Regions from separate parts of the Homo sapiens genome. Here region 1 is linked to region 2. Evidence: chromatin loops called from intact Hi-C (ENCODE). Cell type or tissue: PC-3. All regions are shown on one strand. Links, peaks and the distances in the headings refer to the core of each region. The heading gives the core; the rest is flanking DNA.

Evidence for each region. Hi-C counts contacts between places; a loop is a spot of excess contacts. Peaks named below come from ENCODE experiments on the same cell type or tissue, not always from the same donor. Only the 100,000 strongest peaks of a DNase experiment are listed, where the experiment ranks them.
Region 1: a loop joins it to region 2, with 4 times the contacts of the local background. A loop is called at or near these places in 15 of 110 quality-filtered maps.

Annotation. Positions count from the first base shown.
Region 1 is chr1:220,274,518-220,286,399 of GRCh38, reverse strand. No RefSeq gene overlaps it. Among named protein-coding and RNA genes, the nearest start is that of RAB3GAP2, 8.0 kb to the right of the region's middle. In PC-3, for the core only: a CTCF peak has its summit at 5,167 (motif pointing left); a DNase peak (open chromatin) is centred at 5,139; H3K27me3 peaks cover 3,189 bases.
Region 2 is chr1:220,674,197-220,686,078 of GRCh38, reverse strand. No RefSeq gene overlaps it. Among named protein-coding and RNA genes, the nearest start is that of C1orf115, 10 kb to the left of the region's middle. RefSeq lists an enhancer at 2,701-3,201. In PC-3, for the core only: a CTCF peak has its summit at 5,806 (motif pointing left); a DNase peak (open chromatin) is centred at 5,808; H3K4me3 peaks cover 1,082 bases; H3K27ac peaks cover 983 bases.

The sequences.
Region 1 (11,882 bases), core at 2,137-10,136, 400 kb after region 2:
TGACTGTTTTATCTAGCCAAAGGAATTTCATTCAAATTTTATATGTTGTGTGAGAAATGTAACAGAGCATTGCATTATATTTAACAACATCAGTCTTCTACACTGCGTTAATATCAGTTTATTTAGTTAGTTTACATTGAGCCATACACATGCACACCTCCTTAGGGGAAAACACTTCAGAACCTTTGATAAAGTAAATGTTGTTTTTTAAAAAAAATTGATTACAATGATTGCAGAGTTGTTGGTAACTGTACTGGAGAATGAGTACTTTCTATGTATAGGTACTACAATTTATAACTATGAAGCTTTCCTATAAGCAAACCGATTACATGAAAATAGAATAAACTCATGGTTAGATGGTTGCTTTATAAAAATAACCTCATAAGGATTTACTTCAACAATGAGGTCCTCTAAATGCAATCTTGACAGTGGTTTTGTTTTTTTTGTTCCCAAAAGATAATTAATAAACTGGGATGAAATATTCACCGTACATATGTACACACACACACACACACACACACACACACACACACACACAAAAGTATGGGACTTGTATCCAGAATATATAATGAGCTCTTACAACTCAACAAGAAAATAACCCAACTTAAAAATGGGCAAAAGCCTTAAGCAGACACGTCACAAAAGAAGGTGCATGAATGGCTACTTAGCACATGAAAATATATTCAACATCATTAGGGAAAAGTAAATTAAAATCACCATGAGATACCCCTAGAGATCATAACAATACCAAGTGTGTGGGTGAAAATGTGGAACAACTGGAACTCTTGCACATTATTAGTGAGAGTGTAAAATGGTACATCCATTTACCTATGAAGATAAACAAAATCTATCTTATGATACAGTAATTCCAGCTCTAGGTATTTACCCAAGAGATATAAAAACACATGTTTATAAAAATGCTTGTGAGAGAAAGTTCAAAATGGCTGTTTTGTAATAGCCCAAAACTGGAAACAACCCAAAGTCCTTCAACAGGTGAATGAATAAACAAATTGTCACGTAATCAAACAAATGGATATTTCTAAGAAATAAAAATGAACAAATTTCTGATATACACAACAATATGGATGAATTTCACAGAGATTAGATTGAGTGAAAGAAGTCAGACGTAAAAGGGTATATACCTGTACTTTCTTATTCCATTTATATGAAGTTCCACAGCAGCCAAAACTACTCTATTGGGATGGAAATCAGCGCATTTCTGGGGCAGGGTCTGGATTAGCGTAAGCCAGATTGACCGCAAAGTAGCAGAATGGAACTTTTTAAGGTGATGGAAATGTTCTATATCTTAGTTGGGGTTAAAGTTACATGGGTACATCTATTAAAATTCATCAAACTGTGCACTTAACATCTGCATGTTATTGTATATAAATTATACTTCAGTAAAGTTGATTATAGAAGAGTGATCACTGCAGACTGCTGATCATATCTGTCATTTAAGATAAAGGATTTTCAAGACTTCCTTATGTTAGGACTCCTAAGCTTAAATTCCTCCTATAAAACATGTTATGGTAAAATAGAACTTCTTTATAGGGGATGATTTTGTCCTCCAGAGGACATTTGGCAATGTTTAGGGATATTTTTGGTTGTCACAACTAGTTGAAGCTGCTCCTGGCATCTAGTGTGTAAAGGCCAGGGATACTCCTGAACATCGTACGCTGCACAGGATAGGACAGTCCCACAACCAAGAATTATCGGGCCCAAAATGTCAAAAGTGCCATGCTGTAGAACATTTTCTGAAAGGCTATTCTACTGTGCTGCATACATAAAAATTAGTGAGATTATTTAATGTTCCCGTTAAATGTGAGCAGCTATGTGTTATCACTAGTGTGCAGTGAGTGACCAAAGTAACAGTTTTGCGGTTGACAGGACCAATACATTCTTCATCCCACCTATGCAAAAATGTCAAATTTTTGAAAATGCACTGTTTGCTAAAAGTTGAAATAATAAAATTACAATTTGAGTTTATAAAGCGCATTCAAAAACATTTCAGGGACATATGCACAATATGGTGAGAGGCTGTGCACTTAATGAAACAGCAATGATACTCTTCATATTTGTGTTCAGAATTCATCTTGACAACCTATTTCAAATGGAAAGAATCCTAATCATACAATAAAATCAGATTTAGGGTATGATAAATAAGTATGTTTGCCTGTAAATGTCTTGCACTATGAATGAGTTCATTTATTAAAACTTCCCAAAGTGCCCTTTTCATATTTATTAGTGACTTTTGTTAAATATTTTATCTATAGATTCATGGTCAGTAATACTAAATACTTTAAATTGTAACATATAAAACGTTCAAAGAATTTCACTTACTAAGATATTAATGTACGTTAACCAGGACTCCATTTAGCACTGAAATATTTATTAATACATTTATGAATAATTTACTCCCTTGTTTTATCCATTGCTTAACATCTCAGCACTTTTGGAATTTAATTTCTTTGGAAAAAAAAGCTCAAATGGGTTTTGCTACTGTACAGAGTTTAATGTCATACCTCACAAGAAATATTGTTCTCCAAAGGGTAAGTTTTTTTAGGGAGTGTGATTTAGCTAGAATGGCTGAGATCCAGCAAGCCTGCATATCGTAATGCAGTGTCATACACACAGAGTATACAATGAGTGTTTGAGGATAATGTGATGGTGGGGAGGGAGGAAGGAGGAACAGAATAGATAAATGAAAATAGAATGCAAATGGATGCCAAAGGATTAATACTACACAGCTAAATTAGCTAATAAAATGTGAGATAAGGTTACACTTTTTAAAAAATAAAATAAAATATGGGTGGCTTATTTCCATACATAAAATTTATACTGATTTCACATAATCATTAATGATAATAATTTTTAAAACTGACAGTTGTTATGTATACCACAAAATTAGGGTCTTTTATCTGACTAAATAGCAAATCATTTCCTTATCCCAAAGGTTAAGAGACATCTGGTGTGTGAGAGCCCTAGAGTTACTCAAAGCATAAACTAAATAATAAAAGTTTCTTGTTTTTATTCCTCTTCTATGTAAATGATCATTCATTAAGCATTTGGTCATAGTAGCAAAGCTGTTTGAGAGATACATTATTAAAATTACTGGTCTCAAAAGAAATTACTGGACAATCTAAAGGTTATGGCATTTGCTTTTTAAATTCTGCAACAACAAATTATGTCTTATTTTGCTGCTTACAAATGATTGTCCATGTTATTGTCTGTTCAAACACAAAGTTTATTCAGGATAAATTATTTCTACAGTGAATTGGGTTATTCAATTTGCTTAGATTTTTCACCTTTTAAAAAGCAGCATTTATTGCCTCCTAGATTTTTTACCATGTACATTATTGTTCAATTGCTTAAGACTTTGTTAGTATGACTAAGGCCATGAGCTACCATAAATTATCTGCAGACCAATTGTGTTTTGAACATAGTTAATTCATGGTTTACATAATTCCTGAGTATTGGTCACAAGTGTCACAATTAAATTTTGTCCTTTAAATAGCAGGTAGATGTATTACTAAAATGGCTGTAATTCCAATAAGATATAAATTATCTAACTGGCGAGAGAGAACCAAATATTTAGTTCTGTGTTACTGTTTGCTATGGTTTACATGTTTGTCCTCTGAAACTCATGTTGAAGTGTAATTGCCAGTCTAACCGTATTAAAAGGTGGGGGCCTGTAAGAAGTAATTAGGTCATGAAGGCTCTATACTCATGAATGGATTAATGCCATTATTGTGGGAGTGTTAGTTATCTTGAGAGTAGGTTGTTAATAAGTGAGCCCAGCCCCTCATGCTTTCTCTTTTGCGCATGATCACTTGCTCTTCCATCTTTCCACAATGGGATGATGCATCCCAAAGACCCTAACCAGATGCTAAAGCCATGCCCTTTGATTGCCCAGCCTCCAGAACTGTAAGATATAAACTTCTTTTCTGTATAAATTACCTGGTGTGTGCTATTCTGTTCTAGTAACAGAAACTGGACTAAGATAGTATTGTTATCAATAAATAATTTACCTTGACTCTCACAATTTTGGAAATGTTTTTTATTTTCCCTAAACTTTTAAATTCAGAAACGCCTAGGGAGAAGAGAGAGGCCATGACTATTAAAAAATAAGTTATTAGCATAAACTCCACTTGTGATTTTATACAAACTGACTGGCAAGTCCGAATAAAGTATAGCTTTAGATGCTAATCCAACAAACTAACTAATTCGCTTCGAATACTTCTGAAAAGATCACAGAATGCCTTTTTATTCTTTTCTTCTTAGACCATACTCACCCTACAGATGCAGTTCAGGTTCCATCTCATTGATGCAGGCTCCCTTGGCAATCCCTGGTCACAGCAATCTCTCCAGACTTAACCACACTTACGTGTACCACTCTTTTTGGATATTAAATCAAATGGGGCCTAGTATTTACCAATGTTGACAGATAACGTCTTGTCTATCCAGTGACACTGAAGGCAGGCAAAATCTGCATTTCATATTATTTCTAATATATACTACCCACTGGAGTGCTGGGCCATTTGTTTTTTTCTTTGCTCCCTTCCATGAACATTTATTAACCAATCACCTGTTTGATAAGTACAAACACAGGAGAGAGGAAGAAATTTAAATAAACCATAGTCTGTGCCCTTGAGTCATTTGATGATTTTTGTCCCTCCTTAATTCTCGAGTCTCATGTTAACAGTCTTTTTTTAGCTCCAGACAGGCTTAACAGTATTTAATTCTTAAATACACTGTGTCTTCTCACTTCTGGAGTTTTGAGCTATTTCCTCTGTATCTAAGAATGCTTGGCCTCCTTGCTTCCATTCTACGCTCTATCCCATTTATTTCTGGCTTTGGTCTACTCTTACCTCACATGGTACTTCCTACAGGAAGCCCTCACTGATCTCCAAAGTGAGCTGACCTTCTTATCTGTTCCTCTGTACTGTTCCCAGCATCGCATTTTCAAAAATGAAGTATAAGTGCCTGTTTATCTGTCTGTCATTGGAGTGTATTATCTATTAGTACACATATGTGTCTCTTTTGTACTGAGTATGAGTCATGTGTATGTTTAGCTCCTGGTACACAGTATATATTTTCAAAATGTGTTGAATGAATGAATGTCACAAGGGTAAACATCACAATTCCTCCCCTTGAGGATATCACCATCTAGTGGGGGAGACAGTAATGCAGATAAACCATAATACAAGAAGTCAAGGTGTTAAGTTTCAGAATAGACACATACATTAAAAAGCTATGGGTTGGGGGGTGGGACGTTCGCCTGTAGTCCTAGCTACTCAGGAGGCTGAGGTAGGAGGATGACTTGAGTCCAGGAGTTCAAGGCTACAATAATGCAGTGAGCCACTATCATGCCACTGCACTCCAGCCTGGGCAACAGAGCGAGACCTTGTCTCTATAAGGAAAAAAGAAAAAGCTATGGGGGTCCAAAGTGGCTAATTTTGCCTGGTAGAGTCAGGCTTTTCACAAAGGAGGTGATATTCGAACAGCGTTTAGAAGGATTTCAAAGTTTGCTCGGTGGAAAAGAGGACAGCAGATCCTCCGTAATTAGCCACGTTAGAATGTTCCAGCATGCCTTTGTGTAGGTCTATAGTCTTGAGTGGTTCAAATCTTCCAAGTGCCTTTCAGTGCAAGAAAGATAGAAAAGAATAGAATATGACCACAAATGAGGGATCCAAGTAACTAGAACAGTGGAAAGGATTGAATTTGAAAAAAAAGATTTTAAAATGCAAGGATTATATATAAGTCAAATTAGTGGCTACTAGCAGGACAATTAACACTGACCGCATCTGCTGGAAAGAAATGGCATCAAGAAGAATAAAACACCCAGTCACCTAATGCCAGGCAATGTAAGGAGGGGAAATTGGAGAGCTTAAGAGAGGGAGACCCTGAGCAAAGCACTCAAGGGAAACTTCCCCTGCTATGGCATCTAGTAGTCTGTGAAGGTTTCACCAAGGGGGAACAGAAAGTCAACCTTCAACACAAATCTAGAGTCCAGTGTAAATGATCAAGTGCATCAGGGGGAGCTGGGCTGGGAACACATCTTGACTCCGGACCTACAAACCCTTGTCCCTACCCTGCAGCTCCTTAGACTGCAAGCAAGACGTGAAAAGTGGTATCAGTGAAGAAAATGAACCCAAGGAAACATTTCTCATATTTAAGCAAACTAAGAAATGTTGCTTAGTCCTTACATTCTACAGGAAATGAAATTTGAGAAAATTTAAAATCACTCAGGCCACCTCTCTAGACTCAGCCCCAACCGTAGTGTCACACTTCACATTTTAGAAACCGCTGCTTCTGTTTCTTTGTACACACAAGTTACTGCTGCCCCCCAAGCCTTTTGTCATGATGTTTCTTCTGCTAGGGTATTTTTTTCGTTTCTCCCTTACGCCCTTGTCAGCCAGCTAAAATCTATTCGGCTTTCAAGACTCAGCTCAGATATTACCTCTTAAAAGTCTTTTCTGAATCCCAAGGCCATGGTTTTTGTTCCTGCTCTGTTCTCTGGTAATTATTCCTGCTTGTGTATTGGTAACCCCTACCTTCACCAGTACTGGGTCTTACTTATATTGATGTTCTTAGGGCCTCCAGCCATTCATAGCACCTAATGGGTACCCAGAGAATAGTTCTTAAATGAGTGAATAAATTAAAGAAGAAACAAAAGTGTTATGGGGAGATTTACTAGGTAATATGATTAGAATTATGCTTCAGGAAGACAAATCTGGCAGCAATGTGTAGGATGGTTGAGGTGGGAAGCCCAGACGCAAAGGCAGGAAGACCGAAGAAGCTATCGAAACAGCTCAATGAGGAGGTGGAAATGAGGATATCAGGAGAGGATCAATCCAAGAGATATTTTGGAAGTTAAATCAATAGAACTTGGTGGCTGACTAGTGAACAAGCAGAGGAAAAGAATATTTATCCTTTCTGTTCATAGCTTATCCACCAAATGTGATAACCATTAACAGAAAGAAAAGAGTCTGTAACAAGGTACTTTGAGGAAGGGACTGAAGGAATAGAGAAAGATAACAAGGAGATAGTAACATATTCAGAAAATAAAAAGATCAAAGAGGAAGAAAGGGATCAGGAGGTTGCAGCTTCACTGAAGCTAAGGTTTGGGAAAACTGTGAAGAAAGTGTAGTCCAGAGTAAGGAAACCACAGGGAAGGTGCTGGACGGAGCTATTTTATTCACAAACCACAAGGCAATGGCTTCTCATATTTGTGGTCTTAGTTTATATACAACTCCAACCAGCAGTTTCCCCTTCACCTAACCTTCCCTCGATTTTCCATTATGAAATTGTTGATTGGAACTTATCACTCGGCTGCTAAACAACAAGGGGGGCATTCTTTTATTTCAAAGAATCTTTTAAGAGTCTATTTCAGTTGTGCTAAAAATAAGAAAACAAGAAATACTTGGTCACCTGGGGCATATTTTTATGTCCAAATGAAGTCAAAAATATTTAAACAATTTAAAATATCCAGGTAATTGGTCTAATCTCATCTGAATTATGCTAGAGAAAAAGACAATCAGAGAAATAAAAATGCTTTTATTTAAACAAGATACATAGAATAGAGCAAATTTCCTTGATCAAAAGTTTCTCTTGTTACTAAGGTCATATTATATCAGGATTAGGTTCACCTACAATAACAGAAAACTCAAAATAGCAGTGACTAGAACACACACAGATTTCTTTTGTCACCTGAAAGAAGTCCAGATGTGGCAGTCCAAGCTTGGCGTGGCAGCTCCACAAAGCAGAGGAGACTCAGGCTCCTGTCTTCATGCTCCACCACAGTTTAGGTCAATTCATTGTCTAAAAAGGATGCTGGGGCTACAACCATGGTAAATTTTAGGTAGGAAACAGGAAAGGGGAAGGAGAAGCCAAAAGACTTTTTCTTAGCTGTCTCTCTTGTAAGTAAACTTCTGGAAACCCCTCCCAATGATTCCAACAATTCGTGCTCTATTTCATTGGCCTGAACATAGTGTATGGATACGTTGAGTCAAGAGGGGTTGGAAAATGTGGTTTGTCTTCAAATCTGGGCACATAAGTGTCCCAATAATATATGGGTTCTCCTGCTAAAGCAAAAGGGGAAATGGATAATGAGCAACTAGTAATCTCTTCCACAAATATCAAATCTCATTGACATTTGGTGGCTCACTTAACCTGACAAGTCCTAAACACATTAAAATTAAGAAGATGGAGACTTAAAAGCACTATGGCACTTATATTTGTTAGCTAACTGTGTTAATATCTTCTTTCCTTGGAGGCTGAGACAGGAGAATGGCGTGAACCCGGGAGGCGGAGCTTGCAGTGAGCTGAGATAATGCCACTGCACTCCAGCCTGGGCAACAGAGCGAGACTCTGTCTCAAAAATAAATAAATAAATACATAAATACATAAATAAAGTAGGTTTTGGCCCAATAAAGTTATAAATATTGGGAAATGCTGAAAATATAAATATTTTTTCTTGGATTCAAAAAAGCAATAAAACACAATGCTTAGTGAAGCTAGTTCTTCTTTTCCTAACTGGTCAATGCCAGCAAAAAGAAAAGACTTCTTTCCATCTCTATTTTAGTTGTAAAGAAAAAGATTACCATTGCTTCTCTGGCTATCAGAAAAATAATCAACTTCTGAAGAAAGGTTACAAATTTTCTGCAAAAGAAACAGAGTTTGGCTGCTCTATACACTGGACAATCACTTGTTACTACCTATTCACCAAATGGAATCATCTCTTCTTGGCTTTTCCTTTCTTAAATTCTTTATTGAATTCAATACAATAGGTTTACCCCTTTGTGAAAATGTCTTCTTCCTCACTGGGCTTTTGTAGCATGGTCCTACCATGTACAGTTTTCTTCTTTGACTATGTCTTTTTTATCTCCTTTACTAGAGCTTCTTTTTCCATCCACCTCTAAAAAAATAGACAGTTGGTCAGGCATGGTGGCTCATGCCTGTAATGCCAACACTTTGGGAGGCCAAAGAGGGTAGATTCCTTGAGCTTAGCAGTTCAAGACCAGCCTGGGCAATATAGTGAGATGCTGTCTCTTCAAAAAACACAAAAATTAACCAGGCATGGTGGCATGTGCCTATAGTCCCAGCTATTCAGGAGGCTGAGGCGGGAGGATCGCTTGAGCCTGGAAGGCAAAGGTTGCAGTGAGCCAAGATTATGCCACTGCACCCCAGCCCAGGTGACAGAGCAAGACTCTGTACCAAAAAAAAAAAAAAAAAAAAAAGATAGTCCTCCCACCTTGTTTTCCTCATCCAATCCTGCTCTCACTGCTCTCACCCCATCTAGAATCCACTGGCACTTTCATCCCCTCCCTTCAATATAATTTCTGTGTGGAAGACTTCCATAGGTAGGTTCTAGCTCTGGCCTCTCCAATCCCAATTTGGAACTTCAGTTTATAAAAATAACTTAAAAAAAAAAAAACCTAGCTCTTCCACGGGCAGTTCAAATTTAACAAATCCAACACTGAATTTATCCATTTATCTTTTTTTTTTTTTTTTGGAGACAGAGTCTCACTTGCTCTGTCACCCAGACTGGAGAGCTGTGGCACAAACATAGCTCTCTGTAACCTCAAACCTGGGCTCAAGCAGGCTTCCTGACTCAGCCTCTCAAGTAGCTAGGATTATGGGCATGCACCACCAGGCCCAGACAATTTAATTTTAATTTTAATTTTGTGTGGAAATGGGGTCTCTCTATGTTGCCCAGACTGATCTCGAACTCTTGGCCTCATGCATTCCTCCCACCTCTTCCTTCCAAAGCACAGGGATTACAGGCATGAACCACTGTGCCCAGCCTCATCCTATTCTTGTTTGTCCCAAAGCCATTCCTCCTTTTACATTCTCTATCTTGGTTGCTGACATGACATTGCCACCTTTCCAATTCTTTGGACTGAAGACTTGAACATCACCTTGGGTCATATTTTCCCTTCCCACACCTATATCTAACTGTATACCAAAATTCTATTGATTCAGCCACCAGAGAGGCACTGCCTTTCCAATGTTATTACTTCTTGTTTAGAATATTGCTGTGACATCTAGAGGGGTCTATCTGCCTTCAGTCATCCCACATACTTCTACATCTTCTTCAAAATATCTTCAATTGGTTATACCTTGCACACAGAAAAAGACCAGACCATACTATGGTAACTGCCCAAGGGGTTCACCTTGCCCGCTACCTAGACAGAGCCAATTCATCAAGTCAGGGGAATTGCCAGAGAAAGAGTAATTCACGCAGAGCTGGTTGTGAGGGAGACCGGAGTTTTATTATTACTTAAATCAGTCTCCCTGAGCATTCGGGGAGCAGAATTTTTAAGGATAACTTGGTGGGTGGGGGAAAGCCAATGAGCCAGGAGTGCTGATTGGTCAGGGATGAAATCATAGGGAGTCGAAGCTGCCTTCTTGTGCTGGGTCAGTTCCTGGGTGGGGGCTACAAGGTCAGATGAGCCAGTTTATTGATTTGGGTGGTGCCAGCTGATCCATCAAGTGCAGGGTCTACAAAATAGTTCAAGCATTGATCTTAGGAGCAGTTTAGGGAGGGTCACACTCTCCAGCTGCATGACTCCTAAACCATAATTTTTAATCTTGTGGCTAATGTTAGTCCTACGAAGGCAATCTAGTCCCCGGGTAAGAAGGAGGTCTGCTTTGGGAAAAGGCTGTTACCGTCTTTGTTTAAACTGTAAACTAAGTTTCTCTCAAAGTTAGTTCAACTTACGCCCAAGAATGAACAAGGACAGCTTGGAGGTTAGAAGCAAGATGGAGTCGGTTAAGTTACATCTCTTTCACTATCTCAGTCATAATTTTGCAAAGGCGGTTTCACTATTTGGATTTTGAGGTTCTCTATAATCAAGAACCAATTTGTTTAATGCCTTTCCTACCTCTTCCACACTACTTCTTTTCCAAGGGACACCCCTAGGGATCTAAATTAATCTCTCCCTTATTTCTCCCACTGCCCTTTATCCAAAAGCCATCCATGGTACTCATCACACTCTGCTCTTAGAGCATTTGTGTTTGTCTGCTTTTAAGTAGTGAATCTCTGGATCACTTGTCCTTATTGCCTTACTGTGCTTACTACAGTATCTTTAATGTAAAAAGCACTCCATAAATGTTTGTTGAATAATAACTGTAAATAGCCCTTGCTTCTGCTCAATCTTCAATTCAAGGATGACCCTTAGCACAGCTATGAGGTAAGGCTTCAAGGACTCTCCACGCCCTTGCTATGCTCCCCTTACTTTCCCTTAGAGATGTCCAGTACCCTCACATTTTCTCCTGCTGACCCAAGCTTCTTACTAGGGTGCTTACACAGACCACTCCTTCTAAGCAATTCCAGCTCCCAGAACTTGCCATTCCCAGTCTCTTACCAAAACCTACATATCCCTGGGATGAACTTTAGAGCCCAGCCTCTTCATTTTATAAACCAAGAAACTAAGTCCCAAAAAAGTGACATGAATTCCCCAAAGTCATGATTCCAAGTCCATTGCTCTTTCTCTCACATCTGCGTTTAGTGCCCATCCTGCAACTCAACCCCTTCGCTTCAAGCTGCTGCTAAGGATTGGCAAGGGGCTGCTGCTTATCTTCCTCAGTAACACATCTCTCTCTTAACAACAGTCATCTGTGCTCTGACTCACACTAATGGATACTGGAGGAAGTTCACATTGGTACCTGGACTCATCCTGTTGTTATTTTGGTCACAGTGCTTTTCCTACCTCCTGAACCCAGACCTCGGAGAGACACTGTCAATGCTGGGATATGTAAGGCCTGCACATTTTTGCAATGTGCTTTCTTATGACTGTGGAATAAGTGATATTCACTGTCTGATGCAATCCTCCCACATGCCGCAGAAACCATGGTAGCAGAACTCCAGAGGCATCCCC
Region 2 (11,882 bases), core at 1,876-9,875:
GGAGGCTGCCACTGGACCTGGTGGCTGTAAGGACATTAGCACCTCAGCTGCCACCTAGCAAGCTCCCAAATCCCGACAGTTAGCTACAGTCCCAGCCTTGCCTGTGTGTTAGTCAGCTAGAGCTGCCATAACAAAATACTGCAGTCTGGTGGCTTAAACAACAGAAATTTATTTTTCAGAATTCTGGAGGCTGGAAGTCTGAGTACAAGGTGTCCGTGGGTTTGGTTTCTCCTCAGGCCTCTCTCTCTGGCTTGCAGATGGCCACCTTCTTTCTGTCCTCACATCACCTTTGTTCTGTGCATGCACATCCCTGGTCCTTCCTCTTTTTAGAAGGACACCCGTCTTATTGGATTAGAGCCCCACCCTTATTACCTCATTCAACCTTTTTTTAAAAAATTTTTTAATTTGAGACAGGGTCTGGAGTGCAGTGGTGTGATCTCAGCTCACTGCAGCCTCGGTCTCCTGGGCTCAAGCCATCCTCCCACCTCAGCCTCCCAAGCAGCTGGGACTACAGGCCTGAGCCACCATGCCCAGCTAATTTTTTTGTAGATTTTATAGAGACTGGGTTTCACTATGTTGCCCAGGCTTGTCTTGAACTGGGCTCAAGCAATTCACTGCCTTGGCCTCCCAAAGTGCTGGGATTACAAGTGTGAACCACCACACCCAGGCTCATTCAACCTTCACGACCTCTTTCAAGGCCCTATCTTCAAATACAATCACATCTAAGGTACTGGAGGTTAGAGTTTCAACCTATGAATTGGGAGGTTTGGGGCACAATTTAATCCATAACAGACTGCTGGTCTGCACTGGCAACACACAGGCACCCCCTCCCCTTTCTCTAAATACCCATGAGACTGAGGACCAGACGCTGGCATTCTGGCACAAAAAATCCCAACATCTGCAGGACTGCCCTTGTCAGCAGAAGCAGCATAAACAGTTGAAGCATGGCTTCCACCCTCTCTGCCTTCCAAAACTCTCGGGAGTGCACCTGATTAGTCTAAGCTAACTTGCTCAATTTCCTCCAGTACCCGAGGGACCCTGGAACATGATTTCACTTCCTAGACTCTGCACGCTGGAAGGAGGGTGAGAAGAATGCTGAGTGACAACCCACAACATTCACCTCTTGTAGGAATCTTTCTTTACTGATAAGAATTAGAAACTTGTTCTCCAAAGGAGCAAGTACATTGGAGAGCTAAGATTCATGAAAACACATCGTCAGTTATTGAGTTCAAAAATGTGTAGAGACCTCAGAAGCTTAAAAATAATTGCTTATTTGGAATGACTTGCATAGAAACAGCTATACATATTTAATTGAAAACCAAGTTTCCATTTGTAGACATAAGGACCTTATGTTTAACTCTTTACTCTTTCATTTTGTAATAAATGTGTGAATTTAGAGTAAGAGAATGTGGATAGACCTGAGACTGTATGAATTAAAGTTGTTTAAAACAATTAATTTATTTTTACAAGATAGATTTAGACTCAGGAAGAAGTACATCTTTGGCTGATAAGAACTGGTTATAAACCATGAACTAGATAGGAAAATATTTTTAATTTTCCAAAGATTGCAACTTAAAAGGAAGGTGGGGGGCATAGAGGTGGTGGTAGTGGCAGTCTTGTATACCAGCTAAGCCTCAGTTTTTGGTGCAGCCTAAAAAAAAAAAAAGGATGGTAAAAAATTATCTTTCCTTAGGTTAAAAAATTTATTTTTTTAAAGATCATTTTTTATTGGGGCCTTCCACATTAAATACCTTTTAGTTCAAAAAGTGATAAAAGTAGATGATGTAGTAGAAAAAGAAATTTAACATTTACATTTAAGTGTTTTTCTCCTCAAATACATATCTGTGGTAATCATGCAGGCCCCATAAAATGCACAGTTAGAAATCTCAGGCACAGCACTTTTTTTCTTTCTTTTTTTTTTTTGAGACAGATTTTCGCTCTTGTTGCCCAGGCTGGAGTGTAATGGCACAATCTCGGCTCACCGCAACCTCTGCCTCTCTGCCTCCCAGGTTCAAGTGATTCTCCTGCTTCAGCCTCCCTAGTAGCTGGGATTACAGGCATGCACCACCACACCTGGCTAATTTTGTATTTTTAGTAGAAACGGGGTTTCTCCATGTCGGTCAGGTTGGTCTTGAACTCCCGATCTCGGGTGATCCGCCCGCCGTGGCCTCCCAAAGTGCTGGGATTAGAGGCGTGAGCCACCGTGCCCGGCCAAGCACAGCACATTTTTATTTCATCTGAAGGGTTAGAGTTCTTACACTGAAGATAAAGGGCAAAGACTTGACATAAATACAATGTATCATGGAATTGCAGTTAAAGGGTATTTCAACTAGAATTTGCTACAAACATGAAACAAGGGTCTTCCATATATTGTTTCTTGTGGAATATGAAGAATTTTTAAAATTTAAGAGCAAGCCTTTTTGTTGCTGGTGGCTGTCCTGAGGGACTGACCATTAAAACCTACCAAGAGTTAGCTCAGCTGTGGTGGGGCTGGGCCGGAGCGCTAATCAGAGTGCATTCACCTCTGGCTAGCTCAAGCCTGGACCTTCTGGGCCATCATGGTCCAGGGCCCAAAGCCTTTGGTCTTGTGGGGCTTTCAGCTGGGAGGAGATGGAGTGCAGCGTAGGCGTTTGGGTTCACTTTTGGCTTCAACTTCAGGAGAGCCGAGGCACCAACCACTGTGCGGATGCACAAGCAAGCATGCAAGCTCTGCTTGGCAAGGCTTCCTCCCGCGGCTTTCTCAGCATAACTGCAGGAGTGAGGGTGGCATCACGGGGCTGTGTGATTTGTTTATTTTCTTATTTGGGGCTTTTGCAAATTCCAATCTGTCCTTCCAGCCCACACCGTAACTATTATAAAAGCATGGCTGGCGTCCGCTCACGCCAGAAGAGGCGCCTGAGTGCCAGGCTCACTTTTTCAGAAAAGAGCCCACTTTATGGAAAAAGCCCACTTTCCGCCCAGCCCTGCCCAGATCAGTGACTTGCCCAGGCGTGGAAACGGCTGCAGCTCGCTGCTCACCCGTGAAAGCCATGCCCTTCTCTGGAATCCCAGGCACCAAGGCTGTCTTGCACTCAACACTCTTTGATACCACAATATAATGCAATTTTAATTTGTGTGTGCACAGATTTACATCTGTGTTACCACCAGATTGAAAAGTCTTTTGAATCATTCTATATCAGAAGCAGAATCAGAAGTCTCCCCTGGATAAAGTTTTAAAGCATAATACCTAACATTTAAAAGAATTATTTAACAATGTAACGGAATTATGTCTTATTGGACTGTACATATCCAAAAGCCACTGAAGATTAAAAAAACGATGGAACTATCTGCCTTTAATAATATTGATAATAGAAAAATACATGTGTAGAGAATTCAGGTCAGAATTACAGCCTTATAAGTTAAAAGGACATTTCTGACAAAACCTGAAAACCCTGCATTGGTCTCTATCTCCCTTGCCAACAGTATGCCATTCTACTATATACATTTACATCCCTCTAGGTAGATTAAACTATCTTAATAATTACTACTATATTTAGAAAACAGCAACAAGGGGTCGGGCACGGTGGCTGATGCCTAGCGCTTTGAGAGACCGAGGCAGGCAGATCACCTGAGGTCAGGAATTCAAGGCCAGCCTGGCCAACATGGTGAAACCCCGTCTCTACTAGAAATACAAAAATTGGCCAGGCGTGGTGGCGTGTGCCTGTAATCCCAGCTACCTGGGAGGCTAAGGCAGGAGAATCGCTAAAACCCGAAAGGTGGAGGCTGCAGTGAGGTGAGTTCGCATCACTGCACTTCCAGCCTGGGCGACAGAGTGAGACTCCATCTCAAATAAAAAAAAAAAAAAAAAGAGAGAGAAAACAAAACAAAACAGCAACAAGGAAAAGTGTCTTGGCATATACAAGTAAACATATTGTAAAACTAACTATTATAATTTATAACTGTGACTTGATATGATGATACTTAACATGTATACTGTGTTAATTGGAAGGGAATGCTGTCATATATGACAGAGAAAAAAGAAAAACTGGAAGCTGGGGTGCAGGGAGGAAGAAGATAAATCATAAAGCTCTCAGGACCGGATGTAGTATAATTAAAATTTAATTGAATACACAAAACTGTAGCTCCTAAATATATTCAGAGGAATATTGGAAGTCAGAATGGATTTGTACAGCTTTTTATGCACATGTAAATCTTGTACATGTAACTTCTGGGCAATAAGTCATTGGAGGTGAGGCAGACAGTGAATAAATGAAATTTTTTCTGGTACTTTGAACATTGAACTGTTAGGATATTTCTATTTGTCCTCGTGATAAAACTGACTTACCCTTTTGCCTCCGACCCCATATAGACTCTAAGCAGAAAGTGAAAGCTAAAATCCTAAGAACTCAAACGGAAAACGAACGGAAACATTTGGATAGACTTCTGTAACCCACAGAGTGAGGATTTATTTCAGAGTACTCTAGATCAAAGTAATTGTACTCTGTATCCTATACCCTCTGTATCCTGCACTCTAAGGACAAAGGCAATTTACAAATAAACACTGGAATTCTACTTAGTGGCTTTATAGTTAGTACAGTATCGCTATTTTGGACCTATTTATTTTATTGGACCTACTTTGGATCTAAAATAAATAAGTGATTACGTTAGCTTTGTTATGAATCAAGAGCTTCAGAATGGCAAATATGAGTCATCCATTAAAAAGAAAATGAAGCACAATTATAGTTTGAGTATAGGATTAAGAATTTACGTATTATGGTTGTGAAGTAATATTGGGACTAACTTGAAAATGGCTGTGAACTTCTTAGACATATGTTTGTCTGTGTGTATGTATACTTTTCCCATGACCGTCCATTGAAACGGCCCATAAGTTCTATCATCCCAGCAGCACGAAGCCAGATAAGCACATCACAGTGCTCATGGTTGGGTCTCTAATATCACGGCAGGTGATCCGCTTGCCGTGGTCTCCCACAGTGCTCATGGTTGGGTCCCTGCTTTCTTTCTCTGAGAGAAATTGGGACTAGGAAAATTGGTAGATCTCACATCTGGGACCAGATGTACAAAATGGGCCTGTGGCATCTTGTTGCCGAAAAGCAAAGATACTTTAAATATTTTGTGCATTTTTTGTAAAAAGGCTACGTGGGCCAGTTAAAAGTTTCCTTTGGCTAAATTGTGACATTTTGATCACTGAAAAAGAACTGATGACTACAAATAATTGAAACAAATTGTGTCAATGAAAAGCCATTGGTTCATCGCAGTAACCTGAGAAAAAAGTATGACATTAAAATAATATAGCTGTGAAACACTATGTCATGTTTAGAAGTCATTTTTATATCTCTAAGGCTTTGGCCCCATCAGATTTACATTATATGAAAAGAGTGCAGAATTCCATCAAATTTTCATCAAAATTCTTCAGATTTCATCAACATTATCATCAAAATTTGTATCAAAATTTATCGAGAGAATTTTCATCAAAATTTATCAAATTTGATTAAAAACGTATGAAAGCATTTACTTTCGGGATATAAGGAATCCAATGGAATGGAATTAAGGTGCCTTTGTAGCCAGATGGAAAGATGTTTAAATCGCATGAGCAGATTAAAAAATGTGCAAAATCCAACTTAAGCAGGGAAGGATGTTAGCCTCAAATCCATGAGTAGGCAGAAGAAAAAAGACATGCTATTAGTTAAGTATGTGGGACACAAGACCAAGTGCTTCTTGGGAAGGGGGCTTTGGGGTCTCTGTTGTACAGACAGATCCAGAGGGTTCCGACTGCTGCAGGTGGTAGGACAGAAGCACTGTCCTGGGCAGGGGTTTTCCCTGACCTCTAGTGGTTCTCTCTGGTAATAACAGAAACTAACAATTTGAACATGTCAAAACGTTTAAAAGAAATGGTAAGTATAGCCAGCTAACAAACCTGCCCATGTCTTCCCTGAATCTAAAATAAAAATCGAAATAATTTTTTTAAAAAAGAAAAAGACAATAGTATTACCCATGGGACAAAATTTGTACTATTAGCAAGAATCATTTTGTGTCTCATTTAGAAACAATTTGACTTTTGTTCCAGGGTTTAAACTTTGACAAAAATGGTTTTGAATAGATCTTTATAACCTGATGCCATAAATACAAGATTCTCTGATACCTTCATTTAATATATCAATATTGGGCCTAAAACATTATTCTGTAAAGCTTAAATTGGTATTAACTATGATCATCTTGATATCTATGATAGATAATAAACAAGGTCGTACATACCTTACTAAACAATCTTGGTTTTTCACCAACATTTTATTCTTTAAAAGATTTAGACTAACAGAATTATTTAGCATTTCGAGGCGTGTGCTTTATTTAACAAGTGAGTAAAAATATTGGAATATTGAAGTATTTGCATAAAAAAATCAAATGGTGGTGTTTTGTAATCTCTATTATATTTCCTATTAAGGTTTCATATATTATTTTCCCATTGTTTCTGAATTTGTTATCCTATATATAAACAGAAACATGGATGAGTTAAAAAAAAAAAAGAAAGAAATGATATGGCATTTCTGTCCTTTTGGCTGGACTTATGTCCGTTCAATAGGGTAGCAGAGATTATCTGATACCAGAATATTTAATTGACAAAGGATTATTATTTAAGTGCAGCTTGATGGAACAAACCTTTCTAAAGTTAGGTCCACAAAGAGAAACGTGGGTGTTGGTAGGTGGTTGTTGATGATGATGTTGGAAAGAACCAGCAGCGCAGCAGGCTGGGATTCTGAAAGCCAGGGCTGAGACCTTGCTCAGAAAGACTTTGGATCAAATCACTTAAGACATCTTTGAACACAGTTTCCTCAGGAGAGAAATGAGGGCACGGCTGAAATAGTTTCTCAGGCCTCATCGGTCCCTGATCTTCTGAGAACACTAAGTATGGAAGAGTTTAAAAATTGGAACCAGTTTTCCAGTCTGGATACATTTATTTCCATAGTTAAGTAAAATTCATTTAACAAACAGGATTATACCTTTAAAAAGGAGCAGATTGAAGAAAAATACTATAACTCAAGTTTACATCCCATTTTGTACTCAACATCTGAAGTAAAACTACTTGGATTAATCTAACCTTTTCAGCTCCTTTACAAATAGCTGAAAAAAACAAGTTATGTCTGCTGTGTGCCTATTTTGGGGTCATTTAATTTTCAAATAATAACAACAATAAGAAGAATGCATTTTTATGATTAGAACATCAAATTTTAAAATTTTTACGTAATAGTTGTTTGATGAGGAGAAGGGCTGCAGGGAAGCTGCCAGGAAAGTGGGAAAAGAACTGTTTTCATAAGGAGAGAACAGAGGCCACGTTGATGCTCACGAAACTGAGATGTCACCTGGCATGGTGGCTCACACCTGTAATCCCAGCATTTTGGGAGTCCAAGGAGGGTGGATCACTTGAGGTCAGGAGTTCGAGACCGGCCTGGCCAACATGATGAAACCCCATCTCCACTAAAAGTACAAAAATTAGCCAGGTGTGGTAGCTCATGCCTGTAGTCCCAGCTACTCAGGAGGCTGAGGCAAGAGAATCGCTTGAACCCGGGAGTTGGAGGTTGCAGTGAGCTCAGATCACACCACTGCACTCCAGCCTAGGTGACAGAGAGAGAAAAAGAAAGAAAGAAGAAAGAAAGAAAGAAAGAAAGAAAGAAAGAAAGAAAGAAAGAAAGAAAGAAAGAAAGAAAGAAGAAAGAAAGAAAGAAAGAAAGAGAAAGAAAGAGAGGAAGAAAGAAAGAAAGAGAGAAAGAGAGGAAGAAAGAAAGAAAGAAAGAAAGAAAGAAAGAAAGAAAGAAAGAAAGAAAGAAAGAAAGAAAGAGAAAAGAAAAGAGAAAAGAGAAGAAAAGAAAAAGAAAAAAGAAACTGAGATGTCATCAGGGAAGAATCTTTGATGGCTGTCCTGTTTTGCAGTACTCGCCAGGTATTCTTTCTCCAAATCAGCCTGCTCTAAAGGGAGGGTAAAGGAGACATTAAGATGCAAAGTCACTCAAAAGTATACAAATTTGGAATTGCTATCTTGAAAAGAGAATATTGGAAGAGGCCCACGAATGAAGCTGTAGGCACTGAATTATATCTGCTAAGTTTAGAAAATAAGAGGAATAAATTATGTAAGAGAATATGTGTCTAGGGTGAGGGGATGGCTCCGATAAGCGTGGGTTGTTTCTGCCCTTTGTTGGTATCCTAACTCCTCATTATCCCCTCTCCCCACCCCCTGGCAACCACCATCCTTTCTGTTTCTATGAAATTGACTAGGTATGTCATATAAGAGGAATCATACTGTATTTGTCCATTTGTGACGGTTTATTTCACTTAGTATAATGTCCTCAAGGCCCATCCATACTGTAGCATATGTCAGGATTTCATTCCCTTTTCAAATTTAATAATATTCCATTGTACATATACATCGCATATGTTTACCCATTCATTATCCTTTCATCTGTCAATGAACACTGAGTTGCTTCTACCTTTTGGCTATTGTGGACAATGCTACTATGAACATGGATGTGCAAATACACTGGAGTCCCTGCTTTCAATTCTTTCATGTATATACCCAGAAGTAGAATTGCTGGAGCATACGGTGATTCTATTTTTAATTGTCTGAGGAATCACTATACTGTTTTACACAGGGGCTGCCCATTACATTCCCATCAGCAATTCACAAGGGTTCCAATTGCTCCACATGCTTGCCAATACTTTTTGTTTTTGTTTTTTATAGTAGTCATCAAATCGGTGTGAGGTGGTATCTCATTGTGGTTTTCATTTGCATTTCCCTAGTGATTAGAAATCTTGAATATCTTTTCATGTGTTTATTGGCCATTTTTATATCTTCTTTGCAGAAATGTCTCTCCAGTTCCTTTGCCCATTTTTAATCAGGTTATTTGTTGTTGTCATTGATGCTGTTTCTAAGTAACACGTCTTTTTTTTTTTAGACGGAGTTTCAGTCGCCCAGGCTGGAGTGTAGTGGCATGATCTCAACTCACTGCAACCTACGCTTCCTAGGTTCAAGCGATTCCCCTGCCTCAGCTTCCTGAGTAGCTGGGATTACAGGCATGCACCAACACACAGAGCTAATTTTTGTATTTTTAGTAGAAACGGAATTTCACCATGTTGGCCAGGCTGGTCTTGAACCCCTGACCTCAGGTGATCCGCCTGCCATGGTCTCCCAAAGTGCTGGGAATACAGGCGTGAGCCACCGCACCCGGCCTAAGCAACATGTCTAACAACAGATTTGATTTTGGTAAGGACTGCTGAGAAAGTTCTTGGAGGGAACCATGCCAAGTAGAAAACACCACGAAGAGCCTGTGAAAAGTGGGCCCAATGCAGGACATGGGCAGGGTTTGGGCTGTTATCTTTCAGCACTGCTGTCTTTCGTCTGGTCGAAGATGACTCCTGTCCATGCACAGTGGCTCACGCCTGTAATCCCAGCACTTTGGGAGGCTGAGGTGGGCAGATCACTTGAGGTTGGGAGTTCGAGACCAGCCTGGCCAACATGGTAAATCCCTGTCTCTACTAAAAATACAAAAATTTGCTGGGCCTGGTGGAGTGCGCCTGTAGTCCCAGTTACTTGGGAGGATGAGGCACGAGAATCGTTTGAACCCTGAAGGCAGAGGTTGCAGTGAGCTGAGATTGTGCCACTGCTCTCCACCCTAGGCAACAGAGTGAGATTCTGTCTCAAAAAAAAAAGATGACTCCTGTACATTACTTTACACTTCCTCAAGCAGCAAGAGGAGGTGGGGACACTCTCTTTATGGAGACACATAGGGCACAGGAAATGAACAGCCTTTATTCAAAGAGAGCTGCAGGTAAATACTGCCTCTCAGAGGAGGCAAGTTAAGACTGGGAGGTGGAAGGGAAGTCCTGTGCAGAGATGAGGTGGTGAGTGCCCCTTTGGAGTGGGTTTCCAGAGAGCTGGAGAGAGGACTGGAACAGAGTAGAGTAGTGAGAGCATGAGTCTGAGGGGGACAGAGCATCCTTGGACATGCAAATCTGTTAATCTGGAACTTTTTAAAAAAGCTATGCTAGTTTAATTAGTTTAATATTATATTTCTTTAATATTTAGAGGTATCACTGAAAACTACAGCAAGGGCAGGGGAGGTCAATAAATATGTACAATGCACTTTGCCAAACCAGCTCTGTGGTTTGAACTTTCAATAAAAGTTCAAGGACTGGATAAAAGTAAAAGGACTTTGAATAAAAGGCAATTCCTTGAACATGTTATTTTACAAGCATGTTCCTGAGGACGTCTTGTCTCTCTTTCCCCATCTTCAGCCCTTTATGAAAGTATTCTTTCCAACCACCCACTGAGACTTTTTCTAAGAGGAATTCTGGTGAATCTAGTTTTTCCATCTCCTTACATTTTGGTGTTGTCTTGGCCCCTCCTATGAACTGGAACCCTGGAAACTGCCCACCTGGCCCATCTCTTAACCTGTGTTTTTGTGACAGAGGCAATAAATTCCCAACTAATTTTTTATTTCATTCTCTTCTCTCAAGGAAAATTATTGCCAGCTTCAGGGATAGAATATAACCATAGTTAAGAAAAAATAAAAATCCAAAAACTATAAAAATAGTCATGTGTTTTGAAAAAAATTTACCAAAGAATAATTATGGAAATATGTATAGATTTGATTACAAGGACATTCATGGCAATGTTATGATATGAAGAATTAGGAAAAAAATAAAAATGTCTGTCAAACAGGTCATTAAGTAATCTTATTACACAGAATATCATAAAACCATTAAAATATTTTATAATAGCAGAGGCTTATCGCCTTAGACTTTAACAGAAAGCCAGAAGGGGGTAGCTGGCAAAAGCAAGCAGAATTTCACTCTTTTCTCTCCAACACACACACACACACACACACGTATATACATATATATAATGTATATATATAATTTTCATATAGATATGTGTGTGTAGTGTGTGTGTGTGTGTGTGTATTTTTTTTCCATATATTTATTCCATGAAACAATGCATTGGGGGAAAAAAATTCCACTTCATGCATTGGGGGAAAAAAATTCCACTTCATAAAAAAAAGCTTGAAGAATGTTGAAGAATATAGACATAAAGACCCAGAAAGAGGTCCATAGAGCTTAAGTGGAAAAGGTGTGTTGCAAAGCAGTGGTCAGTATGAATCTCATTTTTTGTTATTATTGAATACTGGGCATGGTGGCTCACACCTTTAATCCCAACACATTGGGAGGCTGAGGTGGGCAGATCACCTGAGGTCAGGAGTTCAAGACCACCCTGGCCAACATGGTGAAACCCTGTCTCTACTAAAAATACAAAAATTAGCTGGGTGTGGTGGCACATGCCTGTAATCCTAGCTACTCAGGAAGCTGAGGCAGGAGAATCACTTGAACCTGGAAGGCAGAGGTTACAGTGAGCCGAGATCGTGCCACTGCACTCCAGCCTGGGCAACAGAGTGAGACTCCATCTCAAAAAAAATAATAAATAATAAACAAATTACTGTTGAATAAATGGGTTCAAGTCGGCCTCTGTGTATTGACACCCATGGTGTTTACTTCTGTACCACACCCCAGGATCATTAACTCAAGCCTGCCGGCACCAAACTCAAATTCTTGCACATCCAATTGCTGTAAATATAGCCCCCTTTTTTTTTTTTTACCCTTTTAGAGCCCACCTGCTTTGCATAACCTGTGAAACTGCACACAACACCTTCTTGCCATATATAAGACAAACTGTGGGGCTACAAAAGACCCCAGATGGCTGCTGTCCCTTAAGGATCTATGACCAAGAGGCTCCTCACTACGCTGCTAAGTGACATCCTCAAACCTGCAAAACCCTCTCTGATCCTCCTCTCCCCAGGGAGGTTGCTTGTCCTTTTTCCCTTATGGTGGTGGCCCTGCTG